2 separate regions of the Homo sapiens genome follow, and region 1 is linked to region 2. Evidence: chromatin loops called from intact Hi-C (ENCODE). Cell type or tissue: IMR-90. All regions are shown on one strand. Links, peaks and the distances in the headings refer to the core of each region. The heading gives the core; the rest is flanking DNA. Region 1 overlaps LOC124906087 (a long non-coding RNA gene). Region 2 holds the start of LOC124906181 (small nucleolar RNA U13).

What was found. Hi-C counts contacts between places; a loop is a spot of excess contacts. Peaks named below come from ENCODE experiments on the same cell type or tissue, not always from the same donor. Only the 100,000 strongest peaks of a DNase experiment are listed, where the experiment ranks them.
Region 1: a loop joins it to region 2, with 13 times the contacts of the local background. A loop is called at or near these places in 26 of 110 quality-filtered maps.

What each region holds. Positions count from the first base shown.
Region 1 is chr2:166,509,080-166,525,036 of GRCh38, forward strand. All of the region lies in intron 1 of LOC124906087 (a long non-coding RNA gene), which reads left to right. Among named protein-coding and RNA genes, the nearest start is that of SCN7A, 23 kb to the left of the region's middle. RefSeq lists a silencer at 1,832-2,085. In IMR-90, for the core only: a CTCF peak has its summit at 7,825 (motif pointing left); no DNase peak of the experiment used is centred there.
Region 2 is chr2:166,354,768-166,370,724 of GRCh38, forward strand. The region is part of intron 1 of SCN9A (sodium voltage-gated channel alpha subunit 9); the gene reads right to left. It overlaps LOC124906181 (small nucleolar RNA U13), which reads left to right and starts at 3,963; the gene lies at 3,963-4,066. In IMR-90, for the core only: a CTCF peak has its summit at 6,664 (motif pointing right); a DNase peak (open chromatin) is centred at 7,084; H3K27ac peaks cover 308 bases.

The DNA of each region.
Region 1 (15,957 bases), core at 4,037-12,036, 160 kb after region 2:
TGTCTATTAGGTCTGCTTGGTCCAGAGCTGAGTTCATGTTCTAAACACCCTTGTGAATTTTCTGTCTCTTTGATGTGTCTAATATTGACAGTGGGGTGTTAAAGTCTTCCACTATTATTGGGTAGGAGTCTAAGTCTCTTTGTAGGTCTCTAAGAACTTGTTTTATGAATCTGGGTGCTTCTGTGTTGGATGCATATGTATTTCGGATAGTTAGCTCTTCTTGTGGCATTGATCCCTTTGCCACTCTGTAATACCCTTCTTTGTCTTTTTTGATCTTTGTTGGTTTAAAGTCTGTTTTGTCAGAGACTAGGATTGCAACTCCTGTTTTTTGTTCATTTGCTTGGTAAATATTCCTCCATCCTTTATTTGAGCCTGTGTGTGTCTTTGCACATTAGATGGGTCTCCTGAATACAGCACACTGATGGTTCCTGACTTTTTATCCAATTTGCCAGTCTGTGTCTTTAAATTGGGGAATTAGCCCATTTACATTTAAGTTTAATATTGTTATGAGTGAATTTGATCCTGTCATCATGATGCTAGCTGGTTATGTTGCACATTAGTTGATGCAGTTTCTTCATAGTGTCATGTCACTTGGTATTTATATTTTGGTGTGTTTTTGCAGTGGCTGGTACCAGTTTTTCCTTTCTATATTTAGTGCTTCTTTGAGGAGCTATTGTATTGCAGGCCTGGTGGTGACAAAATCTCTCAACATTTGCTTGTGTGTAAAGGATTTTATTTTTCCTTCACTTATGAAGCTTAGTTTGGCTAGATATGAAATTCTGGGTTGAAAATTCTTTTCTTTAAGAATGTTGAATATTGGCCCCCACTCTCTTCTGGCTTGTAGGGTTTCTGCAGCCTGATTCGCTGTTAGTCTGATGGGCTTCCCATTGTAGGTAACCTGACCTTTCTCTCTGGCTGTCCTTAACATTTTTTCCTTTGTTTCAACCTTGGAAAATCTCATGATTATGTGTCTTGGGGTTGTTCTTCTCGAGGAGTATCTTAGTGGTGTTCTCTGTATTTTCCCAATTTTGAATCTTGGCTTGTCTTGCTATGTTGGGGAAGTTCTCCTGGATAATATTGTGAAGTGAGTTTTCCAACTTGGTTCCATTCTCCCTGTCACTTTCCGGTACACCAATCAATCGTAGGTTTGGTCTTTTCACATAGTCCCACATTTCTTGGAGGCTTTTTCATTCCTTTTCATTCTTTTTTTTCTCTACTCTTGTCTTCACACCTTATTTCAGTAAGTTGACCTTCCATCTCTGATATCCTTTCTTCTGCTTGATTGATTCCACTACGTGTGTATGCTTCACAAAGTTCTTGTGCTGTGTTTTTCATCTCCATCAGGTCATTTATGTTCCTCTCTAAACTGGTTATTCTAGTTAGCAGTTCCTGTAAACTTTTATCAAGGTTCTTAGCTTCCTTGCATTGAGTTAGAACATGCTCCGCTAGCTCAGAGGAGTTTGTTATTAACCACCTTCGGAAGCCTACTTCTGTCAATTTATCAGTCCCATTCTCCATCCAGTTTTGTGCCCTTACCGGAGAGAAGCTGCGATCATATGGAGAAGAGGCATTATGCTTTTTGGAATTTTCAGCATTTTTGTCCTGGTTTTTCCTCATCTTTGTGAATTTATCTACCTTCGATCTTTGAGGTTGATGCCCTTTTGACGGGGTTTTTTTGTGGGGGTCCTTTTTGTTGATGTTGATGTTGTTGCTGCCTGTTAGTTTTTCTTCCAATAGTCAGGCTCCTCTTCTGCACGTTGGCTGAAAATTGCTGGAGGTCCACTCCAGACCGTTCACCTGGGTATCACCAATGGAGGCTGCAGAACATCAAAGATTGCTGCCTGCTCTTTCCTCTGGAAGCTTCGTCCCAGAGGGGCACCAAACTAATACCGCTGGAGCTATCCTGTATGAGGTGTCTGTTGACCCCTATTGGGAGGTCTCTCCAGTCAGGAGGCATAGGGGTCAGGGACCCACTTGAGGGAGGCAGTCTGTCCCTTAGCAGAGCTTGAATGCTGTGCTGGGAGAATCCTCCTTGTCAGGATCAGCTGCTCTCTTCAGAGCTGGCTGGCAGGAAAGGTTAAGTCCGCTAAAGCTGCGCCCACAGCCATCCCTTCTCCCAGGTGCTCTGTCCCAGGTAGATAGGACTTTTATCTGTAAACCCCTGACTGGTGCTGCTGCCTTTTCTTCAGAAATGCCCTGCCCAGTGAGCAGGAATCTAAAGAAGGAGTCTGGTGACAGCCGATTTGCCACGCTGTGGTGAATACCATCCAGTCCAGACCTCCCAGCCTCCTTAGCACTCTCGGGGGAAACCGCCTACTAAAGCCTCAGTAATGGTGGATGCCCCTCCCCCTACCAAGCTCCTTCATCCCAGGTCAACTTCAGACTGCTGTGCTGGCAGTGAGAATTTCAAGCCTGTGGTTCTTAGCTTTGTGGGCTCCATGGGAGTGGGACCTGCTGAGTGTGACCACTTGTCTCCCTGGCTTCAGTCCCCTTTCCAGGGGAGTGAATGATTCTGTCTTGCTGGGGTTCCAGGTGCCACTGGGGAACACACACACACAAAACTCCTACAGCTGGCTCAGTGTCTGCCCAAACAGCAGCCCAGTTTTGTGCTCGATACCCAGGGAGGCACACGAGGGACTCTCTTGATCTGCAGATTGCAAAATACATGGGAAAAGTACAGTATCTGGGCAGGGTAGCACAGTCCCTCACAGCTTCCCTTGGCTAGGGGAGGGAGGTCCCCTGGCTCCTGGGTGAGGCAATGCCCCACCCTGCTTCTGTTCGCCCTCCATGGGCTGCACCCACTGCCTAAGCAGTCCCAATGAGATGAATTGGGTATCTCAGTTGGAAATGCGGAAATCACCCGCCTTCTGTGTTGGTCTTGCTGGGAGCTGCAGACTGGAGCTGTTCCTATTCGGCCATCTTGCCAGATTGCCTGAAATGGATCTTGAACCAGAAAAATGACATTGATGGGCACTAGCGAGATTGTAATAAAGTCTGTAGATTAAAAACAAGAACAAGGGATTGGGCTGTAAATGGTATCAAATGTATCAATAGCAGCATTGGAATCCAGAAGACAATAGAGTGGCATATTCAAATTTCTGTACAAAATTTATCTCTAATCTAGATTTCTATACACATTCAGGCCATAAATCAATATGAGAGAATACAAATAATTTTTAAACATGGAAGTTCCCCAAAATGTATTTTATATGCACTTTTTCACCTTTATGTATTCTTGCTAAAGAAGTTATTGAAAGGTGTAATATATCCAAAGAGGGAGCAAAATGAAACAGTTCCTGGTATCGAATAAACAAGGTTTCAATATATGAGAAATGCAAAGAGGCGTTTCCTCATGATGTGAATGGATGTGCCGAAAGGGAGATGCACAGGAGGCCCCCAGGGTACTTGCTGCAGACTGGAGGTAGAGGAACAATGGTGTATTACAGAAATGAAAGGTGTCAGAATACTTGGCCAATGGTTTAAAAAAATACATTTAAAAAGTTATCCAAATATTAACTCTAAGAAAAACAAATATATATATATATATACACACCCATATATTTGAAGCAATATGATTACAGTACTCTCTGACTCAACAGAATCATAATTATGAAAATAACCAGTGTGGGCGTAATCAGTGTCATATAGCCACAGTGGCAGAATGACTGCATGGAAAGTGAATGAATGAGAGGTAAAATGTTAATTTTATATAATAGAAATGTTATAGATAGTATCTAATATGGATGAATTAGAAGACAGCAGTTTTTATCTATTTTTTGTAAATGTGGTAGAACATTACAGGTGAAACCACTAAAATGATTTAAATAATTGGTTATCAGGAAGAGAATTCAGGAAGATGAGAGAGTTTTATGTCTTTTAGGACTATTTAACTTTTTAAACTATGTTCATGTTTATCTTAATAAAACACAAAAATACATTGAAAATAAATATATAATTTTTTAGGCCGCAGTCACACCAATATGAAGATAATAAACAATGTCCCAACTTTTGTCCTGATTGATGCTTTATCTCTTTAATCCACCTGAAAAAAAAAATAAACCTGGAGTAATATATTTCACAAAACAGCAATTAAAGAGGCGGTTCTCCAAATAGATGGTATCCCCATCTTTTCACCTCATCAGGTATGAGAGGAATTTCCAGAAAAATAACCAGATATTAATAGGCTTTTCTTTTGTTAAATCAATATTGCATTATAGCTATAACCTGAGAAATTTCCTACCATCATCCTTCCAAACCCCACCTCTCCATTCAACTGAGCCCTCCGGATGAGTTACAGACCTTACCTTATCACCTCTCCTGCACTGCCAACTCTCTCCCAAAACTAACTGCATTCTTCAAGGAAACAGAATAGAATTTCCTCCAGGACTCCTCCCTCAATATCATAGCTTAGGGAGGAACAAATCTTGAAGGAATCATCAGTCAACTTGAATGAAATGCTCCAGGAGGAGCAACAGCATCTGTCTGCACAACAAATACCAGCTGGGATTAAAAAAACTGATCATCTAAATCCATTATTCTAGAATGTTTACAAACAAAGAAATTAGGATTTTTCTTCAACATACTAATGTGTTTCTTCTGTTTATACAAAAGCATGAAGAATTAATTATTACTTAATCATGAGTCAGGGACGTCTCCAAAAGTATCTCAAGCTATTTTGCCTCTAGCTGTATTTTCTTTTCAATTGTTTGTCCATTTTTTAAGCCCTTAAGGAATCCTTTGCTGCATCCTACCAGACTGAGTTAGCTGGCCAAGTTATGGGCTTTCATATTCCATTTATAATTAAGTTATTAGTTTTGTCACTATTTGTTTAATTGTACCTTCTTCCCAGAGTGTGACACTCAAGGAGACAGAGAATGTATCTCTTTCTTACCACTAGGTCTCAGTGTTTTAGACACTCAGATATATGTTTATTTGTTTTTGACTGATAGGCTGTAGGAGTGAATAGCTAAAATTATGAGCTTTGGAGACTCAAGAATTGTTGCCTATATTAAGTCATCTGTAAAAAAAGATAATAATGTATAGTACATATGTCTAAAGTAATTAGAAAGACTAAATGATGCAATAGGGCTCTTCAAGATGGTAATTACTTTAAAAATGTTACATTTTATTTATTTTTGGATTGTTGATAATAGAGACCTTCAGGACAATCAAAACAATAACAGAATAACAATGGTTTCCAAATATATACTTTACAGTAAAATTAATCTGGACAGGCTAGAGGAAAACAGCGCTGCATTGTAATTAGACAGGCTGCCTAGGAACTTGACTGCTTATTGTAAAGTACAATGAGGACTTTGGACAGGCTGGAGAGAGGTAACATGAGCAACAAAGGAAAGGAAGATTCTCAAACATACTAAATGTTTTCAAAACATTAAAGTTATACCGCATCTAGATCTCTTTTTGGAGGGTTCTGGTCTTGGTACAAGACCAGAATATTAAAACATAGCACTGATCACAATCAGCTTAAGTGCTTACTTAGTATTTATTGATAAATTAGTTTATAATCATTGTTTATAGATATATTCTATACAATGTATTATATGGTTTTAGAAATACAGTTTTCTATGTAGCGATCATATATAGCAAAAAATATTTGGAGAAAGCTTCAGAGAAATCAAGAAGAAATGTGAAGGTCTGTAAACAATTTTTCAGGCCTCCATGATCTGATTATTCAAGACCGTTTCTCTGCCTATCCACCTTTCTTCACTTCGATGACCAAAACTGAGGCTTTTGTAACTCTGAGAAGGAAGACTTACTTCTCCCTTTCTTCCTGATTCCTTTTCTTACCTGCTTCCTCATGGACCTTGCTCAATTAGTTTTCACCTTTTTTTCTTTATTTTCAAATGATACACTATGCACTGTATCTACAGAAGAAGAAACAAATGCCCAAACCTAGAAAGTTTTGTACGTGGTTTCAGAAGATCTGTGAACTTGTCTGAAGTTCATCTATTAATCTTAAAGTAGTCAGTGCAGTGAAACAAACTCCTGGTCTTTAATAGTTGATGTTTCTACATTCATCCTTTTTGTTCTTTCATTCCATTCTGGTATTTGGCCTTAGGCTCTTTCTTCCCACTTTAATGCTTTTGCCTGGGTCACCAACATGGGAATTTAATGTGAATAAAATACCTTGCAGAGGGTACACAATGCTTGCGTACCACTGAGGTAGTGGCCGATGTCCTTATAAGGCACCATATTAGTTTAGCTTTCCTTCAGTTTTTAATTTTGCAAGCATTTTGTAAAGTTTACATGACAAAAAATTAAAATTGGACATGTGTCAATGCTAATTAATTGATATTATATACAATTTTGTCTTAAACTTTAGTACACCTCATTTTGTTACAATTATATTATCTTTCTGGAAAATCAGGATATTATTTTAGGATCCTGGGATTTGAGAAGCACTGTATATAGTTATTTAACGAGATTCCTGAAACAAGAGAATCAATGAATGCTTTTCATTTTCCACCTGCCTAACACCCCTGTTGTATTATTTCCTTCTTGAAACTTTCTTTTTCTTTGTGTTTGCTGAAATCTCATTTTTCTGGCTCAATTTCTCTGGCACGTCTTCTCAAGAGATCTGGTTTTATTCCAGCTCTTTCTCTGGTTTAGCACTGTTTTAAAGAACTTTATACAATAATCTGCATGACAAACACCAGTGACAAGTGTTTACCTGTATAACAAACTTGCATACATACTGTTGAACCTAAAATAAAAGTTAAAAAAAAATATGCAATTTTTCATATAAGGTATATACAAAGGGCCTGGTAGTTGGTAGTTCTTAATGTATGTTAGTTATTATTATTATTGAATTAGAGGAGCAAAAATTTCTCCAGCGTTGACTGCTCTTGCAGTGATCACACCAAAGAATATGAAATGATAAAAGCCTATTGCAGTAGTGGCTATAGAAATGAAGATGGGGGAGTAGACTTGGAAAATACTCCAAAGAAGTCTATGGATAAGACACAATTTTTTTTACATTGGAATTACGCAATGTAATTAAACATAAATTACAATGTGGTTAAGATAAATGTATAGTTTTTAAAAAAGGAAAACAACTTTATGCAAAGAGGAACATGTTTGGTATCTGTCTGAATAATACAGTAGTCACTAGTCATATGTAGCTATATTGAGCATTTGCAGTGAAACTGAGAAACTGCATTTTAAAATTTTATTTTTTGTAATTTAAGCTTAAATAGCAACATGTGGCTAATCGCTACTATATTGATCAATGTAGCACTTGAAAATAGTATGATATTAGGAAGATATTTCTCTTCTCAGCTGCTTCATCTGCAAAATAAAGAGGTACAAAAAGTTGGTTTCCATGATCTTGTCTACTTTCTAGCTCTAAAATTTTGCTTGTATTTCTTCACATGAAGAACAAAAGTGATTTTCTGAAAACTATGATGTGAAGCAGGTTGAATACTGGAGAAGAGAATTAGCACTAATTTAGTCACTGTCATTTATTCAGAAAGAATTTGGACAAAGAAAGTAGAATGCCACTTAGTAAATTACAGTCTGATGCTAAAAGAGGCATGAGCATTAGCAACTTTGGTTTTAACTGATTTAGGAAACATTGACTGAAATAAGAAAACATAGGTTCTATGGTAGATTTAAAAGTTATTGCAATTTAAATCTTGTGAGCTGTATATATTATTTCTTAAGAAATTTCTTCAACATATTATTCAAGGGTCTGTATACAGTGGCCATTCAGTAAACGTGGCTGATTTCAAATGATTTTTACAGCAAGAATTTAGAGACTATATTTCAAATGAGAAAATGCCCTGCCGCCCTCTGGTGTTCAAATTTAGCCTTGTATGCCACACAGTCAGTATCCCCTTCCCTTACTCCCACCATTTCATTAAGCTTTTTCCTATTGCAGATAGGGTGTTGTGCATAATTTTGGCTCAGCAAGCAGATCTATTTTTATTCTAGCTATAGCTTTGGTGATATTAGTAAATGTGTTTGACATGTTTAAGTTGATGCAATTGGTATATCTGAAATAATTCCAGCCTGTAATACAAAATTCAGAGTTTGTATTGGTTCTCTCTTTTTCTCACCTTCTTTCCCTCCCTTGCTCCTTTCCTTTTCTCTCCCTCTCATTAATTACTTGGTGTATTAGTCTCTGTTCTCCTATATTTATTGATATTTTGTTAATATTTTCTCTCATAATAATATATAATCTTATAATAATACATAGCATATATATATAATTACAATACACATATATTTCATGCAATTATGGAGGTTGAGAGGTCCTGAGATCGGCACTCAGACACATATTATGCTAGGCACAAGGCTGACAGTTTCTATTGTCTAATAAAGGATACAGACAAATAAATAGGACTTATAGTGTAATGTGATAAGTGCATTAAAAATAAAGTGTTATGGAGGATCAAGAAGAATTTTTATCAATATAGATGACAGAAATAAAAAAAGAAACTTCTCATAAGAAGTTATGGCTAAGCTTTGACTAATGTAGCAATTTCAATCACAAATCCATTAACAGTTGGTTTGGTTGTATCTGCAAGAAATTTGACCAAGAGGTATAAGAGTAAGGGGCTTATATTTCCAGAGATGATATTTGTTTGGAAATAGGGATGAGTTTGTAAAGAAAAATAAATAAATAAATAAATAAATAAATAAATAAAACCTGGAAATCATTATCTTCCACTAAATAGTTGAGTCTCCCCTAAACTAGGCTTAAGGGAAAATAAGGAAAGTGGAGAAAGAAATAAGTTGGCAGGAAGGACAATAGAAGGTTTTTAAATCATTTCAGTAAAAAATAATGCACTAAAGTGTTTTAGGGAAAGGATCACATGTGAAATTCTAGCAGACTAAAGGGAATTTATATAAAATCAATGCTCAAACTTTATTTGAGAAAATCTGTTTAGAGAACTCAGAATCCCAGGAAATCTTTGCTACACTTTGGGGGAGGTGAGTGTGATCTTATAAAAAGACCATTTTATATTGGAATTGAGAAAAAAAAAACATCATAGTGAGGGTCAAAATTAGACGTTAAGTTCCAGATGTTTTTAAATTTGCTTTAGAAAATCATCTTTCTTATTTTACTGATAATTGAGAATTTATCATCCAAGACATCTGCAATTTCAGATTTTAAAATTTCTACAAATGCTATAATTGTGACTAAAAGAACTTTCTGCATACAATCGATGGCAATAGCTTTTTGGCTTCCACACACAGAGTCATTAAGAATAAATGTCAGTATTTGTAATGGTACAAAAATTAGTCTTGCTGCAATGGTAATGATTTTCAATAGTCCAAGAGTGAGGAAGAAAAACTGAAAACGCATTTAGCTGCTGAGGATAATGTAAGAAATAGATTACTGCTCCAGCAGTTTCTCCAAGTATTGAGGACTTGAGACCAAGAAAACTATAATTGTCTAGCTGAAAACTCACAATTTTATGTGGAGCACAATCACTTCATTTTACCTAAAATCAATTGTTTAAAAATAGTATTTATTTTTTAAATTTGTATTAATGACATTAGATACAATGTATATGGCATTCATTTCATGGAGTTAGTTATTCTTGAAGTCAGAGTCAGAATGAAGTGTGTAAATAATGCAGTATATGGTGCTCAAATAATTTGTTTCTATGAAAATAGCCTAGATTCATTTTTCAGTGGGGCTCCTCTCTCCTCAGCTAGTTCCTTCATTCCTTGTCCATCTGAGATCTAGTCTTCACTTGTTCTGAGGCTGCAAATAATTCCGAATTGCTTACTCATGTGTCAGTGACTTGGGGGCAACTCAGCCTGTGCCTCTCTCACATTGAACACAACTGGACAAAGATGCTTCTACTTAAAGAATTCTAGGCTTTCTCATGTGTGGTGACATAACTAGATCATAAGAAAGAAGCCCCTGGCCTCTGAAAAAAAAATGCAGGATGCTTATTTTTTCAATTAAAAATATACACCTAATTCTGTAGGTTTTAAATCCAGTGAAAATGATCATTTGGAGCATTCTTAAAGGGGAAATGAGTTTATTTAAAGTCAGCACACAAGAAGCAAAGGCATTGGAACTATGGAGCTTTGGTCTGACGACTGTCATTACAGCCAGCCTTCATCGAGCACACATCCTATGCTGTGTTAAAGGCACACAAGGGAAATAAAATTATCATCCCAAGATAAGCACTGAGTCCATGCTCTTAACCTCTAGAGGATAACCTCTTAACCTTCAGATTCTGAGCCAATCACAGTACTCAAACTTCAGTTTTCATTAAAATGGCTTGAAGAACTAATTGAAAACCTAGTAAATACTGAGTGGGAGAGTGGGGTTCGGGGATCTCCATTTTAAGTTTAGATCAGATCACAAGTTTAGACACACGAGAGTCTGTCCTTTACTGGTTTGGCAAGGATCATGAATATAATAATGGAGTAATTTTGTACCGTTAGCTTAAGGTATTCGTTTGTGAGGAGTAGAAGGAGCTGCCTCTTTACACCCCTCCCCCTCCTGCATGAGCTGCCTCCCTGCATTACTGTTGAGCACCAGCCAAGCACCTTCCTAGGGGCTGCTCTATTTTCTCTAGAAAAGTGCCCTCGCTTCATCCAAATATTCACTTTTCCTAATGTAACTGCTTTTAAGCGTTGATATATTCTTAGAACGCTATGCCAAGCGTCAGAAGAATGTAATACTCCTCTCACGCCCGCTGGGACATGCTGAGTGGAGAGTTGAAAAGTAACTCCTTCCAAGTTTTACTAAGAGCCATGAGTGGCAAGTTAAAGTTGAATCCATTTTCTAAACACAATTAAATAGAGATGCTAAAAGGAAGTAGTCATCTTTTATGGCAATAACACAATTTCCAGTATTATTGTAACTTGAATATAAAAGAAGTGTTAAATAACTTGTAAAATGAATTAGCATCTCGGTCATTTTTTTCCCTTATTTCTAACCACTCTCTTTCCACTTTCACTGACATCTAAATGTACTTCTAAATTTATTTTGCAGTGAATATTATTTATAACCATCTAAAAGGAATCCAGGTTTAGTCTCACACCAAGTTTTGTAATGTCTGAGCAGTGCATAGTGCACTTAAGAAATGTTAACAGAAATAATGACTGTACTGTAAGTGCTATAAAATATGAAAAATATGTGTTTGGGTAAAGTTGTTGGTTTTGATAAAGCTTGGCATTAGCACTGGTCTTATTAATATATTCAGAATTTCAGCTTATGTGAAAGATCCGTTATTTGAGGATACTAACCTGGTATGTGCTGCTAGGATGGGTAAAGGTGTGCCCCAGATATGAAAAATAAAATGGTATGGAATTTAAAAAAAAGTCAGAAAGTCAATCTAACAGTATTCTTGAGTATCAAATTCAAAACCAGCAAATAATTTTGTTCATTAAAAAGGCAATGCTAAATACAAAAATTAGCTAGGCATGGTATCGCACGCCTGTAATTTCACCTATTCGGGAGGCTGAGGCAGAAGAATCATTTGAACCCAGGAGACGGAGGTGGCAGTGAGCCAAGATCACACCACTGCACTCCAGCCTGGGTGGCAAAGTGAGACTCTGCCTCCCAAAAAAAAAAAAAAAAGGCAAGGCAACACTGTAGAAATACGGAATATCTTTCTAGAGTATGACAGGCAAACTTGGGCTACCTGAGCACATCTGTCACCACTTATGGCCATGAGAGAGACCAATTCTAGAGTCCTAGCTATTGTCACTCTACTAACTTTATGTAAACTTTGTCCTAACCGTTGCAACATTACCTAATGCCAAATTTTGTAACCCTTGGTCTTCCCAAAACTACCTATCCAGAGAAAGTTCCACATAGCAGTTGGAAGGATTTGGCTTCACTTACCAAAGATAAAATGGTCAAGTGAGACACCTGGAAGTAAAAGGAAGTTGATCTTTCATGGGGAAAGTTTTGATCAATGAGAAGTATGAGACCAGAGGTAACCCAAATAAATTCTCTCTCAATATATATCCTCCTGGTTCGTACTATTTGAAAAGCAAAAACTCATCCTTGCTACAAAGCTGTGGCCACTTATTAATGAACTCCTGTAATTCTGTTCTCCCTCACTCCCTTTAAAAAAATGAAAAAGAAATCAGAAGCTGAAGGAAGCATAAACTTATTTGCTTGTGTTTTCTGGTGATTGTCGTTCCTCAGACCTGTTCCCATGGAATTGCAATCATTAAAAGGCACATAACCTTCTAACTCATATTCTGTTTTCTGTGTAATTCCACCTACTACAATGTGGCTGGCTGGCTGGCTAATGTTTACATAATTTCAGTCGTAATGCAAGTTTCAAACGGTGCAGCAGTTTGTTCAGCTTCCACTGAAGGGAGCATAGAAAGCTATACTGAAATATGCTTCACTAGAGAAAAGAGTCAGAGAACTCAGAATCTGATCCAATAGGGAAAGTTGTATGCCCAACACTGTTTAAAGACTGCCTGAATATTGTTAGAGAGAGATTTGGAATTGTGATTGACAGATACCCCAATTCGGGACTAGAAACTTTCAAAAGGCAATAGAAAGGAAAATAGAATAATATGAAAAATGACATTAAGGCTGCACACCCGCAATCCCAGCACTTTGGGAAGCTGAGGTTAGAGGACTGTTTGAGCTCAGGCACTGAGGCTGCAATGAGCCATGATTGTGCCACTGTACCCCAGCTTGGGCAACAGAGTGAGACTTTGTCTCAAAATAATAATAAGAAAATTATATTAAAAATAAAGTTGAGGCTGGGCACGGTGGCTCACGCCTGTAATTCTAGCACTTTGGAAGGCCGAGGAGGGCGGGTCACAAGGTCAAGAGTTCGAGACCAGCCTGACCAATTTGGTGAAAACCCGACCCTGCTAAAAAATACAAATATTAGCCTAACGTGGTGGTGCGTGCCTGTAGTCCCAGCTACTCAGGAGGCTGAGGCAGGAGACTAGCTGCAACCTGGGCGGCAGAGGTTGCAATGAGCTGAGATCACGCTACTGCATTTCAGCCTAGGTGACAGAGTGACTCCATCTCAAAAATAAATAAATAAATAAATAAAATTGAGAAAATCAAGAAGCAAAAGAGGCAAATGGTTCAAAATTCAGTTGAAAGAAGGACTCTGGCCTGGAGATGGAACTCTGCTGTAGACTGTCATACTATCTTTGCATTCCTGCAAATAACACAAATTTGATTATGGATTATTATCCTTTTTAATATATTGAATTTGATTTACTAACATTTTGCCCAGAGTTTTGGGATCTATGATGATAAGAGACATCGGCATGTAATTTGTCTTTTTATAATATGCTCGTCAGCTATAGGATTTGTCATTATGCTGATCATATAAAAGAATTTGAGTAGTTTTACTATTTCCTGAAAGAATTTAAGTATATGTTTGAAAAATTCACTTGCAAAATCATCTGGACCTGGTATTGTTTGCAGGGTAATGATTTAAAGTTTTATTTAATTTTTTAAATAGAAATAGAACTATATTTTCCATTTGTTCTCATGCTTTATTTTGAAAATTACATTTTAAAGAATTTAGTCTATTTTGGTATAAAGTTGTCCATTATACCCTCATCTTATTATCTTAAACCTATAGAATATGTAGTAATGACCCATGTTTAAATTCTCTCTTATTTTTTCTTGATTAGTTTTCTTTTCCTTTCAATTTTCTTTAAGAACTAAATTTGGTTTTATTGAATCTATTATTATTTTCTATTTTATTGTGCACTTATTTTATCTTTATTATTTATTCTCTTTCATTTGGAATGGATTTGCTGATATTTTCTATCTTCTTGAGATGGATTCTTCAGACTTTCTTCTTTTCCACAATATACCTTTATGTCTATCAATTTTACTTAGCTCGGCTTTAGCTGCATTTCTCAAGTCTCTGTTTTATTTTCATGTTCATTTAGCTCAAAATATTATCTAAGTTCCTTGACAACTTGTTTATCCAATCAGCTAGTCAGAAGTGCTTTATATAATTGCTAAACCGTTGAAGATATTTTATTCGTTGCTGTTATTTACTACTAGCTTAATACATTGTGATCAGAGAAATATTCAGTGTGCTTTTCAAACCTTGGGTTAAGGTCCAAGATATAGTCTATTTTGTTAAATATTTCACAGCCCTTGGGCAAAAAGGTGTATTCTATTATTGGGTAGAATGATCTTATGTCAGTGAGCTCATTTTTGTTAATGGTGCTGTTCAAATATTTTATATGCTTTCTGATTTTTTGCCACTTTTTTATGAGTTACTGAAAGAGGTATGGTAACATAGGTTAGTATGATTTTTGGATTTGCGTATTTTTCATTTTATTTACTCAATATTGGCTCTTCTGTTTGAAGCTACATTTGGGGTACACAAACATGTAATATTGTGTCATTTTATCACTGTATTTAATCTTTTATCATTTTGAAATGCCATCTTTGTTTCCAGTGATGCTTCTTGCTCTAAATCTTTTTGTATGATTTTAATAAGACTGTTTATTCTTTCTTTGGTTAATATTGCATGGCATATCACTTTATATCCTTTTATTTTCATCCTTTCTTATATTTAAGGAATGGCTAACATCCTCTTAATCAGCAATCAAGATTGTTATCAACAAATAGTTAGGCTTGGTTTTCATTCAGATTAGAGAATCCTCATCTCTTAATGTTGTCATTGGCATATTTGGATCTAGCACTATTTGCTTACTCTTTTATCCATCTTTCCTTTTTGTTCCTGTTTTTCTTTGCTGTCTTTCTTGACTTATTGTAAATTAAAAGCTCATTTAAAAATATTTCTATGTTTCTTTTATATTAACTTGTTCACTATAGATTGTGTTATTTCTGGGGAGGGGAGAATGAGTTTTCTAAAGATTAAAAAATGAACCCATGATTTATTAAATCTATTTTAAATTAGCATTTTACTTCTTCTAAGGTGTACAAATTTCTCATAACACTTTAACTCAGTTTACTGTATTCTCAACTTGAGTTATCTTCATCATGTATTTTAAATGTACATATTGTTATTATTGTTTTAAATAACCAATGTTTATTTACATTTCCTAACATATTTATATAATGTATTTAGATTAACCAATAGAACTATACCTTCTAAAAATTATAGCAATTCAGTAAATACATGAGAACCAGAAGAAAATTATAACTTCAATAGTATTTGTTGATTAGAAGAAAATTAAACTCAAGAAAGTAACAGAAGATCATAACAACCTCAATCATGTAGTATGAAGGGATTAATACTAGTAAAAGTATAAACTAGTAATAAAATTTAAAAGAAAAATTAAAAGGCACTATAGACTTGATGAATAAAATTAAATGAAAATCCAAATAAAATAAATAAACTATCTGCGAGCCTATAAAAGGAAAAAAAGGTACAATAAAATTAGAATAAAGATGACATATTTTCAGTTGCAGAGAATGCTAAAAAGCATGAAGTAACTAGTGTCATTAGAAGTACAACATTACATTTGAAACTGCAAATGAATTAAACTAACAAAAAAGAAAAAATCCAAAGAGAGCAATAATTAGAGAATAATTTGAAAAGATATAAAGATTTACCACTAATAATGATACTGGCCCAGGAAATTTTATTGGAGATTCCAAATATATTTTTAGAGAACAAGTAATTCTTATGTTATGTATATTAAAAAAAAAAGAGTAGACAAATCTAACATTTCACCTAGGGGAACTAGAAAAAAGAGCGAACCTTAAAGCTGGCAGAAGAAAAGAAATAACTAAAATTGGAGAAGAAATGAATGAAATAAAAAGAATTCAAACAAAAGATCAGAAATCAAAAGTTGGTTCTTCAAAAGAATAAACCAGATTGATAGACCACTAGATAGATTAACAAAGAAAAAGAGAGAGAAGATTCAAATAAGCACAATCAGAAATGACAAAAGTGACATTACAACTTATCCTACAAAAATACAAAAGATCCTTGGAGACTATTATGAATACCCCTAGGTGCACAAATTAAAAAATCTAGA
Region 2 (15,957 bases), core at 2,607-10,606:
GATTTCATTTCCATTAAATCCAAGACACATTTATTTGCAGAAAGTTGCACATGTGACTAATTTGGGGTTATTAATATGGTTGAATATAAATATAGCAAATTTTCATTGGGAGAAAATTTAGAAAACTGAAAAGCATAGAAAAAAATAAATGAAATTAACCTATTCCAAGAAAATTACTGATTTTTTTTTTTAAAGAGACAATGTCTCCTACTGTTACCCAGGCTGTGGTGCAATCATAGCTGACTGCAACCTCCAAACCTCATGGGCTCAAGTGTTCTTCCCACCTCAGCCTCCCAAGTAGCTAGGACTACAGGTGTGCACCACTATGTCTGGCTAATTTTTTTTTTTAATGGAGTCTCTCTCTGTCACCCAGGCTGGAGTGCAGTGATATGATCTCGGCTCACTCCATCACTGCAACCTCTGCCTCTTGGCAGCACTGGGATAACAGGCATGAGCCACCACACCCAACCTGTCTTCTTTTATATATATATACATACTGACAAAATGTTTCCAGAAAGGCTATAAAAATGTATATCATTTTTAGCAACATGTAAGCATATATTTTCCCACAATGTTAAGTATAGTCATTTAAAAAAAAACTTCATAATTTGATATTTAAAACGTTTTTATCTAAAATGTGAATTTCGTGAAACATTTCTAGTTCTTCTTTGGTCAGTGTCTTTAGTCTCTTGATCTTTTTTCTATTGAAATATTCATTATTTTCTTGTTTGCCAAGGGATTGTGTGTGTGTGTGGGTGTGTGTGCACACGCTAAGGATATTGATACCTTTTCACAAAAATTTCTTTTTTTTTTCTTTTGCCAGTTTGTCATCTTTTAACTTTGTCTTTACTAAAACTGGTTTTCAAAAATGAATAGAAATATATAATTACTCTTTAAAGGAATTATGCAGTAACTTTAACATTAAAAATATTTACCTTTTTGTGCATATATATGTTTTCCCATTGGGAGGGCAGTTTTATTTTCATGACATATTTCTGGGAAACATAGGCCTAGAAATGAGATTTTTTTTTTTTTTTGACAGATTCTCAGTCTGGAGTGCAGTGGCATGATCTCAGCTCACTATAACCTCTGCCTCCTGGATTCAAGTGATTCTCCTGCCTCAGCCTCCTGAGTAGCTGGGACTATAGGTGCCTGCCACCACGCCCAGCTAATTTTTGTATTTTTAGTAGCGACAGGGTTTCACCATGTTGGCCAGGATGGTCTTGATCTCTTGACCTTGTGATCTGCCCGCCTTGGCCTCCCAAAATGCTGGGATTACAGGCGTGAGCCACTGCGCCTGGCCAAAATGAGGTTTTTCACACAGTCCCTGGAGTCTTGTCTGAGGCTGGGTGAGGCTGCTTCTTTACCTCAAACTGAACTATCCTGCTCAGCCTCTGCCTCTTTTCTTTTCTCAGTGTTTGGGTCATCCACCTCCTCAGAGCTACTGTACAACATTTTTTTATTTAGATTTTTGTATAACGAAGTTTCTTTAATGCAGATGACTCTATTCTAAATAAACCTTATATTAATACTCTACATTTTTACACACATAATGGTTTGCAAAAAACATTCATTCATTCATTCATTCAAGTTCATTCCAGACATATTTTAGAGGAACTATTATTTGATTATCATCCTAAGCATCAGAGCAGTTAGTAACTCCAAGAACAGAACATTTTTAAGTTGAAAAGTTAGGTCCAAATTGCAGGTTTATGACTCCCATTTTTTCCCCATAAATAGCATTCTTATATTTATTTTTGAAGAATAAATTTAGCCACAAAACTCAAAAGTATGTATAACGAAAAATAATTCTCTCACTCTTCAATGTTTCCCAGCCATCCAAATTCCTCCCCTGTGGACAACCACAGTACCAACCCCTTGTGTATCCATCCATGTGGTTTTATCAGCATGTATACATCTATTCATTTTTCTTTTCATGCAAATAATACCCTATATAAACATTGTTTCATACCTTCCTTCGTCACTTAAAAATCAGACTTGGAAATCTTTCTGTATCAGCATGTATAAAGCTACTTCTTTTTATAGCAGCTTCATAAAGTCCTATTGTACAGCTGTACCCAAATTATTTAGTCATTCCCACACTGTAGAACATTTAGGTTGTTTCCCAAAGCTACAATAATTATCTTCTCATTAGTTTTTTTCTTTTTTTAACCTACTCTTTTGTGGGCTCTTTTTGTAACTTTTATTTTAAGTTCAGGGGTACATGCACAGGTTTGTTACACAGGGAAACTTGTGTTACAGGGTTTTGTTCTACATCTTATTTCATCACCAAGGTCTTAAGCCAAGTACTTATTAGTTATTTTTCCTGATCCCCTCCCTCCTGCCACCCTCCACCCTCCAATGGGCCCCAGTGTGTGTTGTTCCCACCTATGTGTCCATGTGTTCTCATCATTTAGCTCTCACTTATAAGTGAGGACATTCTCTTGAATAGTTTCACAGTACGGTATTTTATTTGTAAGACAAATGCTTCAGAGTGAAATTGCTGAGTCATAATTGTATGTGCGTTTTTAATTTGCCATAATAAAATATTGCCGAATTCTCTTTTGTTACCTAGTGTAACGCCTACAGGGCCATAGCTGAATTTCTATCCTACCCTAACTCTGCTGATCTTTAAGAAACAGGTAAAATGTTCCATTTGTAACCAGAGCAGCTGAGATTGCTTAGAACCAAGATAGTTGACTAAAGGACTTCAAGAAGACCTCAGGCATCATTATAATCTCATTTTCATGCTAAATGACACCCCCACCAGTGCCATGACAGTTGATAATCCCCATGACAATGACCAGAAGAAGCCATAAAAGGACAAAAAGGAAGGCGGCACTCTGGTTCCAAGAAGTTCACCACCTATTTCTGGAAAAGACATGAACATTCCTCCCCTCACTCTTAATGACCAACTTCTTCATTAGATATACTTTCTATTTCAATTTCCTCACTCCTCACTAGTCAAGAAGTTAGCTTGTGCGCCATACTTGCACTTCTCCATTCTTTGGCCATCGAATAAAGCTTGCATTGCTTGATGCTCACTTTCCCATTTCTTGTATTGGGTCTCCAATACCAAACAGGGAAAGATGCCACCTTTTGAAACTACCAAGGAGGTTATTGGTATATTGGTAACTCCTTCATAAAGGCCTATCAATCCATGCTCTCCCCAAACAATGTGTCAGGGATTGTTTGCACATACCTTCAATAAAGTATTTCATAAATTTTTTTTCATCTTTGTGAGCCTAATAAGTGGGGAATAAAACTTTTATTTATTTATTTATTTATTTATTTATTTATTTATTTATTTATTTATTTTGAGATGGAGTCGCTCTCTCATTGCCCAGGCTGGAGTGCCTTGGTGCGATCTCAGCTCACTGCAACATCTGCCTCCTGGGTTCAAGCAGTTCTCCTGCCTCAGCCTCCTGAGTAGCTCGGATTAGAGGTACCCACCACCACACCCGGCTAATTTTTGTACCTTTAGTAGAGACAGGTTTTCACCATGTTGGCCAGGCTGGTCTCCAACTCCTGACCTCATGTGATCCACCCATCTCAGCTTCCCAAAGTGCTGGGATCACAAACATGAGCCACCACACCCGGCCGAAAACTTCTTAATTCTTATCATTTTAGTTTGCATTTTCTTTTGTGAGTGAGGTCAGGGATCTTTTCATATCCTCAGATGCCATTTGTGCTTTTTTTTCTGTGCTCTGTCTGTATGTAGTCTTGTCCACTTTTTTAATAGACTATCAGTGTTTTATTAATTTAGGAACTCTTAACAAAATAATAAAATTAGCTTTTTTTCTGTGGTATACAATACAAATATTTTTGTAAGTTTGCTGTTTTTGTTTCTTTTGGTTTATGGTAGTTTATCTTTTAAAAGCATCTACATTTTAATTAAATTGAATTCACCAATCCTTTCTCCAGTGGCTCCTGTGTTTTATATTATCTTAGAAAATAATTTCTACTTCAAGTACTTCATAAGTGTGATGACTGGGTTTTCACATGCATATGTGAGATATTCCTCCCTCAAACCTTGTAATGACATTGATATATTATCCATCTCAGGTGAAAAGAAAAAAGAAAACAAAACCTTCACATGTTTTCTTCTAGCAGTTTTGTGGTTTGTATGTTATTTTAAATATTTGATTCCACTAAAATGTATCTTGGGTTAGGTGGCAAAGCAGTAATCTGAATTTATTTTTATCCACATGACTACCCAGGTGTCCCAATGATAACTATTAAATAATATTTCTTTCAACCTATTTAAGATGCTACCTTTATAATTCTCATATGTAACTATGTCTATTTCTGGATATCGTATTTTCTTCCAATGAACTATCTATGTAGGTCACCATACTATTTTAATTACCCTATTTGCATAAAATAACATTATGTATTAGGGTTGGTGCTATTAGATATTACTCTTTTATGTGTGTACAATTTCCCAACTAGATCCAGATTATCTAATTCCAAATGGGAAAATTTCTATTTTTATTTTCATTGGGATTGCAATGTCTTTATAAATTAAAAGGTTAAAAGGAACTGCCAATGGTAAGCACTCTGACTCTTTTTTTAATACCTCTTCTTTAGATTATAAAAACAAAGTATGCCAAGTATAATATCACAAGAAAAACAGGCAGGCTGGCTACTCATTTTAGAACCTCTAATGTTAAGTGTATCAATATATATGAAATCAAATACAATATATATGAAACCAAATACTTTTCATTAAATACTTGCCTGATTGCTGAAATCTTACCATTGCATCCTTCATAAGTAACATTATGTTAATCATGTAAATAAATTCTTAAAATAATTATTATTTCTTAGAAATGCTTAATTTGGTAGATGGCAAATCAGTTTAATAACTTCAACAAGAGTAGTTCAATATTTCATGTCCTAAAATCATTCAATTTTATGGCATTTTATAGTAGTTGAACAACTGGTATGCAAAACAAATTAAGCTGTATATGCGATAATTTTATATTCAGACAACTGATAGGGACTATTTCTAAATTCTATGATTATTAAAATATTGTGATTTGGGTATTTCATAATACCCTGTAATAATCATTTATATTATATTTATTATTTTATTATTAAGATAGAAGTTAGTCTTATGTATAGCCTTTTAAAATATAGTATTCCTCAAGTTTATAAGAAATGAAAGTTTGCCGGGCGTGGTGGCTCACGCCTATAATCCCAGCACTTTGGGAAGCCGAGGCAGGCGGATCACCTGAGGTCAGGAATTCAAGACCAGCCTGACCAACATGGAGAAACCCCGTCTCTACTAAAAATACAAAATTAGCTGGTCATGGTGGCGCATGCCTGTAATCCCAGCTACTCAGGAGGCTGAGGCAGGAGAACTGCTTGAACCCGGGAGGTGGATTGTAGTGAGCTGAGATCGGGCCATTGCACTCCAGCCTGGGCAACAAGAGCGAAACTCTGTCTCAAAAAAAAAAAAAAAAGAAAAAAAAAAAAAGAAATTAAAGTTTATAATCTTAAGAAGTGTATTACCCTGGGAAAACTTAAGATTAGTGTCAACATTTGCTGGCATATCTGAACGTTTTAATAAAAAATTCATAAAGTCTTATCTGTACAGCATGTATAAAGGAAGACAGAAAATACTTCTTAGTTCACGTTAAATCCCATCTCTCTGTTAGTTAAGACTTTATTGAGAGCACAAAATTATCACAGACTTATGGCTGCAGAACAGGTTCTATACCCTTATTTAAATAATTAGAGAGAAAATGTATTTCCAATATTATTATACATGTATCCACTTCCCTCAAAACATCAACATGATTTAGGAGAAAGTGCATAGTAATAACTTTGGCACCAGGCAGACTTAGGTTTGAATTTCCTGTTTATTCCATATAATTAGCTCTGCAGCATTATGCAAATTCCCCATAAATGAAAGAGAGAAATATATCTGTCTTATAAAGTTATCATGTAGAATAGAAATGGTTTTGGTAAAGTGCCTACCACAGTGCCTAGGCTAAATAAATAACAGCAAGATTATTATCCTTCTTCCCTATACAGACTGAAATTTTTAAATAATAAGCCATGAGTTGGCCAATAAACACAAAACCTTACGAAAATCTTATGTGGAGTATATTTGTTACCTATGTTTTATCTTGCCAAACATGTTTATGGCTTTAATTTAAAATATAGATCTGCAGTAAAATAGTAAGACAGCATAACCCAGTTGTTAAATTCATGGCTCCAGAGTGAGAGAGGCATGGGTTCACATCCCATCTCTACTGCTTACTAGCTTATGTCCTTGGGGAATTTAATTAACTTCTCTAAAGCTCAGTTCTTATATAGCAAACCGGAGCTGAAAATGATAATCCTTTAAGGTTATTTTAGTGGAAAAAATTAGACACTGAATTTTAATAACTTAGCACATTTCCTGTTACACTTTCAGTGCACAATACATTGTAACTGTTATTATTAGTGATTTTAGCAACTTTCTTCTAAGTTGATTTTGTATACCTAAAGCTAATGTTCTTAGGAACGAGAATATATTTGCTTACTTTATAATAGAAAAGCTTTTGTATTGCATATACAAAACCTTTTCTTCTTAGGGAGCTTTCAACTCAGAATATTTTAAAGACTAAAATGTATGCTTATAGCAAAACCAAGACTACATTGCCTTCTACCAACAGGTGGCAATATATGCCACACACAGCCATTTTAGTCCTGCCAATACAAAGTTCATTAGTTTATTCAGTGTCTACAGGATGTGGGCCTTGCTTTCAAGGTTATATAAATTCTTAAATCCATCAGGTTTGATAAATGTGGATACACTGAACACACCGAGGATGTTGAAAGATTTAATAACAAAAACATTGGAATATCATGGGAACCAAAGAAAAATAATAAAATGATCGAAAGTAAGAAAATAATAAATGTGGCAAGTGCATAAAAGTTTAATCATTGACAGTAATGATGACCCTCTAGGACTGAGCAGAATTATGCAAAAGTTTAAAATAATGAGCTTAGGCAATAGCCAGCAAGATACAAGGAACATTGTTTTTTTAAAAAAATGAAAATGCTCTAGCATGAGTCAGAGGATTTTTCATTAGCAGCGGATGCTCCAGAACTTAATGCTAAAGTGAGAAAAGACTAGGTATTCATTCAAGAAGGCAAAATCCAAGCACAGTAACAGCTGCTGATGAAATATTCCTGATGGGGCAGGAATTGTTAAAAGCCCTTTAATTCAATATCAAAATAAGTGAGTTAAGAAGCATGCATGCCAAAGTATTCTTTGGAACATTTGTGGACATTGTCAAAACTAGTGACATCTACTCATAAGATTTTTGATGAAGACATTGTTTGAGAATCTATATTAGCAAAGGAAGGGGGTAATCTGGTTTGAGGAGTCTAAAGGAACAGTTTATTTAGTGGAAATTCATCTGGAGATGGTAAAGTACTATGGTATAAATAACATGAGTTTACTAACAAACCTTTTGCAAACTAACATGTTCATAGATATGACTTCCTGTGTTTCTTATTTCTCTGCTCTCTCTTGGAACTAAAGGCTGTGATTATGGCAAGGTATCTAGGAACCCTCACCATAATCTGGGAATATGATGAAACTCATGTGATATTGTTTAAAATGCATTCTCTTTCTGTTGTTGTTGTTAAAAATATATTCAAAGATAAAGGGTATGGCTATTTTTTTAAGGGTGAATTAAATGTGTGATAGTATTTCTTACTTTCTGCCATTTTGGGGCAGAATTTTCAGAACCTCACAGATATAAATAGGATTGGAGTCATGAAGAATATTCCAAATTAGATAACAATCACAGGATCACAAATGAATAGGAAGAAAATAATTCCTATCCTTCCTCAAATTTATATTCCAGAAGGAAGTGTTTTGCCTAAACATTTGCTTTATCTCAGAATCCAAGACTCCTGATCAAATTTATATTCCAGAAGGAATTAAAATTATTAAATTATTATTTTTAAATTTATTAGGAATATAACTTTGACCAGGAGGCTTGGATTCTGAGATAAAGCAAGTGCATAGGCAAAAACGGTTCACAACAATTCAATGACAAAGGTGCTTAACTTTTATTTACAGACTTCTTTTTATTATTCTAACTGATGAATTGACCTGTTCATTTTTTTAAATGTCCATATGTCATATTTTCATGAAAATGCAAAATTTACTTAGTGACCTGGAGTTTCCATAAATAGTCACCATTTTTCATTTGCTTGTAACTCCCCAGTGGGAAAAGGTATTGCCTAGGGGACTTAACCTCCACAAGGATTGTCTAAAAACAAGAAATATCTGTGGTATAAACACTAACCTTAAAACTTCAGTTTTCGGTAACAAACTCTTCTGAAAACACTTTAACAAAACTGAGTGAAAAATAAGTGACTTTACTAAAAATTAACAGAGAGAGGAGATTTTTGAACTTGCTTTATTAAAATAAATCTAAGATTCTAAATAGTAGAAATCATTGATCTACTTGACCGTTGAGAAAACAAGATAGCTTTTCTTTCTTACTCATTAATTCAATTTGTTTACTCAAGTATTAAGCACCTTCTCTGTGCAAAGCCTTGTAAAATGGTCTGTGTGGATTACAACTACAGCACAATGAATCCTTGTTTGATTTAATCATATCTAGGATTAGAAAATGAAGGGTCCCTAAATTCATTAACTAGCTAGGCAAGGATATTCTTTCCCATCAGGAATTCTCCTAAATTGCTAGTATATTTATACAACAACTCAAAAGTTTTAATACTGGTATAAAAGAAAAAACAGAACAAAACAAAATGAAATGGGAGTTCTTGAAATGGAAGGCACATGTTCAGAGTAAGGCACATTCAGACTAAAAACCAGATCTCTGGGGACAATGGGTATGGGAAAGCTGGAAACTCTCTTAGAGTCTACGAATTATATAGGAATTTTTAAAAAATCACCAATGAATCACAGACCTAAACGTCAGAGTTAGAACTGTAAATTTCTAAGAAAATATCATAGGGAAAAATCTTCGAGACATTAGATTTGGCACATGGACATGGAACCAAAAGCACGGTCAACAAAAGAAAAAAAGAGCTGAATTGGATTTTGTCAAAATTGAAACTGTTGTGCATCAAAGAACACTACTAGAAAGTGAAAAGGCAATCCATATGATGGGAGAAAATAATTGCAAATCATATATCTGATAAGGGATTAACATTGGCAATATGTAAAAAATTCCTACTCCTCAACAAAAAATAAACAAGCAGATTAAAAATGAACAAAGGATTTGAAAAGACATTTTTCCAAAGAAAGTCAATCAGTACATGGGAAGATGCTCAACATCACCGATCATTTGGGAAATGCAAATCAAAACCACAATAAAATATCACTTCACACTTGGTCGGATGGTTATTGTTTAAAAAAAAAAAAGGAAAAGAAACATTGACAAGGGTGTGGAGAAATTGTAACCCTTGTGCATTGCTGATAGGAATATAAAATAGTGCAGCTGCTGTGGAAAACACTGTGGTGGTTCCTCAAAAAATTAAACAGAAATATCACATGATCCAGCAATTCTACTTTAGGGTATACATCCTAAACAATTAATAGAAGGGACGCATGTAGTTATCTGTACACCAATGTTCATAGCAGCACTAATCACAGTAGCCAAAAAGTGAAAACAACCCAAATGTCTATCAACAGATGAACAGATAAACAAAATGTGTATAAATGCACAATAAAATACTACACAGCCTTAAAAATGAATAAAATTCTGATATATGCTACGACCCGGATGAACACCTTGAAAACATTATGCTAAGTGAAATAAGCCAGACATGAAAAGACAAATGCTATAGGGTTCCACTTACATGAGGTACCTAGAATAGTCACATTCATAGAGAAAGTAGAATAGTGGTTACTGGGTGATAGGGGAAGAGAGGAGTGTGGAGTCATTGTTTAATAGTTACCGAGTTTTTGTTTGGAATGATGAAAATGTTCTGAAGATGGATGGTGGTGATCGTGTACAACATGAATGTGCTTAATACCTCTAAACTGTACATTTGAAATGGTTAAAATGGTAAATTTTGTTATATATATTTTACCAAAATATAAATTTTTAAATTCACTAGCGTGTTTTGAGATCCGTAAGGCAGAAAGAGTCAGTAAGAGAACAAAATCACAGCAGTTAGCAACCGGTCAACCCTGACAACATGCGGTGTCTCCTTGGTATCTGTTTTGCTAGGCAGTAGTCATTTATATCTATGCAGTACCACTATTTCATGAGAAATAATCATATAATAAACATCAAAATTGATCGAAATATACAAAATATTACTGTACTCCCACCATTAAGTTTCCAAAATGCAAACATTTAAAGTTACTCTCAATTGTAATCTTTGTCTTATTAGCCCTGCCCCCTGCCCCAAATAGTAAGAGGTTCCAAGAATCCAATCCATTACAGACAGGAAGAGAATATAGGACATTTAAATATAAATACATTTACATATACATAAATAGTAAATCAGTACATAAATACATATACATGCATGTACATATACATTTACATCTAAATCACAAAAAAAGACAAAAACATTATTTTTGTATAGAAATTAGAAACTTCTCAAACATTTTTTTCTGGTTTTATGTTACCCATGTCCAGAAAGAGATCCAGTTAAAAAAGAGCACACTCATCCCTTTCCAAAGTTGTACCCATGCTGGTAATTTTAGCATTGGTTTATCACGCAGCCCTCGACGCAGGTTAGTAATCCCTACAAAATCAAGAAAAACCCTCATCTTCTGCTTTCAATCTTGCTGTCTGTATTTCAACCATGCTGGTTTTCTTGCTTCTCCTTAAATACATCAAATATGCCTTAGGGCTTTTGCAATTGCTGTTTTTTGTGACTAGAATGATTCTTCAGTTGTTTAGCTAGCTCCCTTAGTTTTTCATTTACTTCATGTCTCTACTCAAATACCCTGTATAAAATTTTTCAGACCACTTTAAATAATACCTCCTTCTCTCAATTCTCTGTCCTGTTTTATTGTTTTTCACAGCATATCTTATGGTACAATGATGGATAGTGGCGAATATTTATCTCTTCATTATCTCTTAAAATCGGCGTCACATCTCCATGTGTTGTTCATTGCTATATCTGATGTCTACAATAAAACTTTATGAAGAAGGAAGAGAGGGAAAAAAGAAAGAGGGAAGGAAAGAAGGAATTGCTTTTAAATTCCAGGAAGAGTATAAATGCTGAGAGGAGTGAGGTTGTGAGTTCTTGGAACTGGCCTGGAGGGACTCAGCAGCCGCTTACCACTGCCCTTGGGATCTCTGCCAGGTCTTCCCTCCCTACAAACCTCAATGGCACCAATACCAACTTGGATGCCAACTCCTGACCTACACATTTTGGAGGCCAACTAGACCGGATCTAATGATTAATCCCTAGGCTAAGATAAATCAGTTGGAAATTTCAGCTTTAACTTTGTTTTTTCTTATCTGCCAGTCTACCTGTTAAGCATATCTGTCACTGTCAAAAGTTTTCGTGTCCCTTTACTTATTTCACTTAGCATGTCTCTTCTAGGTCCATGCATGCTGTCACAAATAGTAAGATTTCCTTCTTTTTTTAAGGCTAGATAATATTCTATTTTATATACAGACCACATTTTCTTTACTCTTTTATCTGTTGATGATCATTTGGGTTGTTTTCATATTTTTGCTATTGTGAATAATGCTGCAGTAAACACAGAAGTGCATATATCTCTTTGAGATTCTGATTTCAATTGCTGGATCATATGGTAGTTCTATTTTTAATTTTTTGAGGAACTTCCATATTATTTTCCATAGCAGCTACACTATTATACATTCCCACCAACAGTGGACAATGCTTTCATTTTCTTCACATTCTCAACAACACCTTTCACTTTTTTATAACAGCCATCTTAACAGGTGTGAGATGATTATCTCATTGCAGTGCTGATAAAACCTTAACCACTTAGTCTAGAGGATAAGCTACCAATCCACAAATCACTAAAATAGATTGAGACGTATCATAGAACTCAAGGGCCAAATTTCCCATGGTTTTTATATCCCAAAGTACAGTATCTAAGTGGATAATAGATATTTAAAAAAATTGCATGCAAAAATTATTATAAACATAATGTAAAATAAATTAGTTTTCCAAAACTGTTTTAAAACCCTTAAAAGTCAACTTCTTGCATTACTGATGTTAGACAATTTAACTGACTTAGATAATTGAGTCTTCATGACAATAAGTACTGTGATTTAGGTTTCATTTGTGTGTATCAATTTGTGATGCTCTAAATATTTGTACTCCTCCAATATAGAATATCTAAATTTTTATTTTCCAAGATATATAAATACTTCCAATGAACACCATCATCTTATCCTGCACAAGATCACTTTGCTTTTCATACTTCTCCATCTGCTAGCTCCAGGATCTCAACGTGTGTAACTTCATTCCCTGTTTCTTCTCCATTTCAGAATAAACTTCATCCTAGACATTTTTTTAATTTTTTTTCTTGAGACTGAGTCTCGCTCTGTTGCCCAGGCAGGAGTGCAGTGGCTCGATCTCAGCTCACTGCAACCTCCATCTCCCAGGTTCAGGCAATTCTCCTGCCTCAGCCTCCCGAGAAGCTGGGACTACAGGTGCTGGCCACCATGCCTGGATAGTTTTTGTATTTTTTTTAGTAGAGATGGGGTTTCACTATGTTGACCAGGCTGGTCTCCAACTCCTGACCTCAAGTGATCAGCCTGCCTCAGCCTTCCAAAGTGCTGGATTACGGGCGTAAGCCACCGCGCCTGGCCCACCCTAGACATTTTATACATATTTCCCTTTTAATTACACCATTCCTCTTTTTTCAAATCTTTTCTACCTTGGGGAAGGCCTTTTTCCCATTTCAGTTTTTTAATGTTAAAACAAAATATGCGAATCATAGCAAAGTCAAGTCACAGTAGTGCAATAATACTCCTAGACCAGGAAAGTGAAGTCATTCAACCTATAAAACAACTTCAAAAACACTTTAAATGCATAGGTACTCTTTTCATAATGTCTTCAAACTTCCACCAAAATCTCTATTTTGACTTAACACAATATACCCCTCAGGAATTGGTGTCCAAGAAGAAAATTGAAACAGTCATCCATCTTTCTTTTTTTGTTGTTTTCTATTAGCTGTAATTACATGATTTAGTATGTTTGATTGCAAATGTAATTTTATTTTAGCTCCATTAAGGGTTAAACATATTTGATAGAATGCTTGGTAGCGTAACCACCAGGTATATCTGTGTGGGGTATGTGCAAACGTATTCTTGGAATATATAAGATTTCTTTCCTATAAAAGAAATGTGTATGTTATTCAAGTTTAGTAACCATTGTGAGTCTTTGGAAAGGTTAGGTAATTTCTGAGCCTTAGTGTTCTCACCTCAAATGGTGGTCATGAGGATTTAAACGGAGCATATGAAAATCCCTTAACAAACTGCTCAGTTAGCATTAAGGAGACGTCCATACATAAGACTGTTACATTAATATTATCAGTAATGTTAGCAAGATGTAAACTTTTCCGTATGTATTTTTCCTTGTAACAGCATAATTGCTGGCCTTGCACAGTGGCTTACACCTGTAATCCCAACACTTTAGAAGGCCGAGGTGGGCAGATCACCTGAGGTCAGGAATTCGAGACTAGTCTGGCCAACATGGTGAAACCCCATCTCTACTAAAACTGCAAAATTAGCCGGGCATGGTGGTACATGCCTGTAATCCCAGCTACTTGGGAGGCTGAGGCAGGAGAATCACTTGAATCTGGGAGGCAGAGGTTGCAGCGAGCCAACATCGTACCACTGCACTCCAGCCTGGGCAACAGAGTGAAACCGGCACACCTTTACCTATGTAAAAAACCTGCACATCCTGCAAATGTACCTTGAAACTTAATTAAAAAAAAAAAAAAAAAGAGGCTGGGCATGGTGGCTCACGCCTATAATCCCAGCACTTTGGGGGGCCTAGGCGGGCAGATCACCTGAACTCAGGAGTTCAAGACCAGCCTGCCCAACCTGGTGAAATCCTATCTCTACTAAAAATACAAAATTAGCCAGGCGAGGTGGCTCATGCCTGTAATCCCGGCTACTCGGGAGGCTGAGGCAGGAGAATTGCTTGAACCTGGGAGGCGGAAGTTGCAGTGAGCCAAGATCGTACCATTGCACTCCAGCCTGGGCAACAAGAGTGAAACTCGGTCTCAAAAAAAAAAAAAAGAATGCATTTTGATTATAATATTCTAAGTTATTAAATGCCTAGATACCATTATTGAACATCTACTCATATCTACTTATCATGTGTAAGACACTAAAGTGGCTGTTTTGGAAAAAACAAATTACGATGTATATACATATATATCTCCTAATATATAATATACTCTATATATAACATATAATATAGTCCTTAGAAGTAAATACTACTAATTTACAGGAAAGCAATATTTAAGAAATTAATATTTGACTAAGACCACATACTGAGTAAAGGAAATATTTGGGAAAAATAAACTTCCTTTCACTATACTAATTTGAACTCAAATTTATTTATCTGTGCTTTTAACACTTTATAAAAATATTTTACAGTCTGAAATATAGTAGAGATGTAATATAAATTTTGAAAGGCACTTCTCTGCCTAGCTGTTCTACAAGTGTTCATTCCTAAAAGTCTGTCAGCTGATCTCATGGGATTATAAGAACCTTATTCCCAGTTGATCCCTGAGTAGGCCACTTCCCTTTTTCCTACCTGAATTACCATGAGCCAAGTTTGTAAATGGGGTAACAAGAATACATATTTTGTTAAGAGGGAAACAAATTCATCACTTCAACTTTATAATATTTTGTTCCATGCAAAGATCATTTACAAAGATTGGTCCCATAATATTTACCTAGAAGGAATCACTCAGATAAAGGCATCACTTACCAATAAAGCATTTAATTCATCCTATTCAAAATGTCCTCAATAAATTATCTTTACTCTGAGCCCTAAAAGATACACTGTCTATTAGACTTGAAAGAATAGTCATTTAGTAGAGCTTAAATCAATATATGAAATATAAATTTTAATTTTTTTGTAGAAACAGATTTTCCTTTTATTGCCCAGGCTGATCTAGAACTCCTGGATCAAGCAATCCTCCAGCCTCGGCCTCCCAAAGTGATGGGATTGCAGGGGTGACCAGCTGTGCCTGACATAATATTTTATTATCATGAAACATTTTTCTCATTTTTCCCTGTTTTACTCATCTGCATGGATTTGAATATCTACATTTACTTCTTTTTTCAAATTCTAAAGTATAGACTCTCAAGAAGATGACATATTTTTAAAATAATTACATTGGATTTAAAAACATATAGTGTAGGAGCAACTAGTAAAAGTTGACAGATACCACATCCAGTGAAATTACCCCCAGTTAAAATAATAATAATAATAATAATAATAATAATAATAATAATAATAATCATCATCATCATCATTAGATAATGGGCTGAGCGCGGTGGCTCATGCTTGTAATCCCAGCACTTTGGGAGGTCGAGGCGGGCGGATCACTAGGTCAGGAGATTGAGACCATCCTGGCTAACATGGTGAAACTCCGTCTCTACTAAAAATACAAAAACATTAGCCGGGCACGGTGGTAGGCGCCTGTAGTCCCAGCTACTCGGAGGCTGAGGCAGGAGAATGGTGTGAACCCAGGACGCGGAGCTTGCAGTGAGCCAAGATCGCGCCACTGCACTCCAGCCTGGGCGACAGAGCGAGACTCCGTCTCAAAAAAATAAAAAATAAAAAAAAAAAAGAATCTTTAAAAATCAGATAATACAGGGAGTCTAGGTGTGCATATAGCACATAAAATTTTTATTAAAAATCTTATGGGAATGTTTTTAATACTTATATTTTAATGCATGCTTCTAATCTTATTTATCTTTCTTTAGAGGCTCAATTTTCCAATTA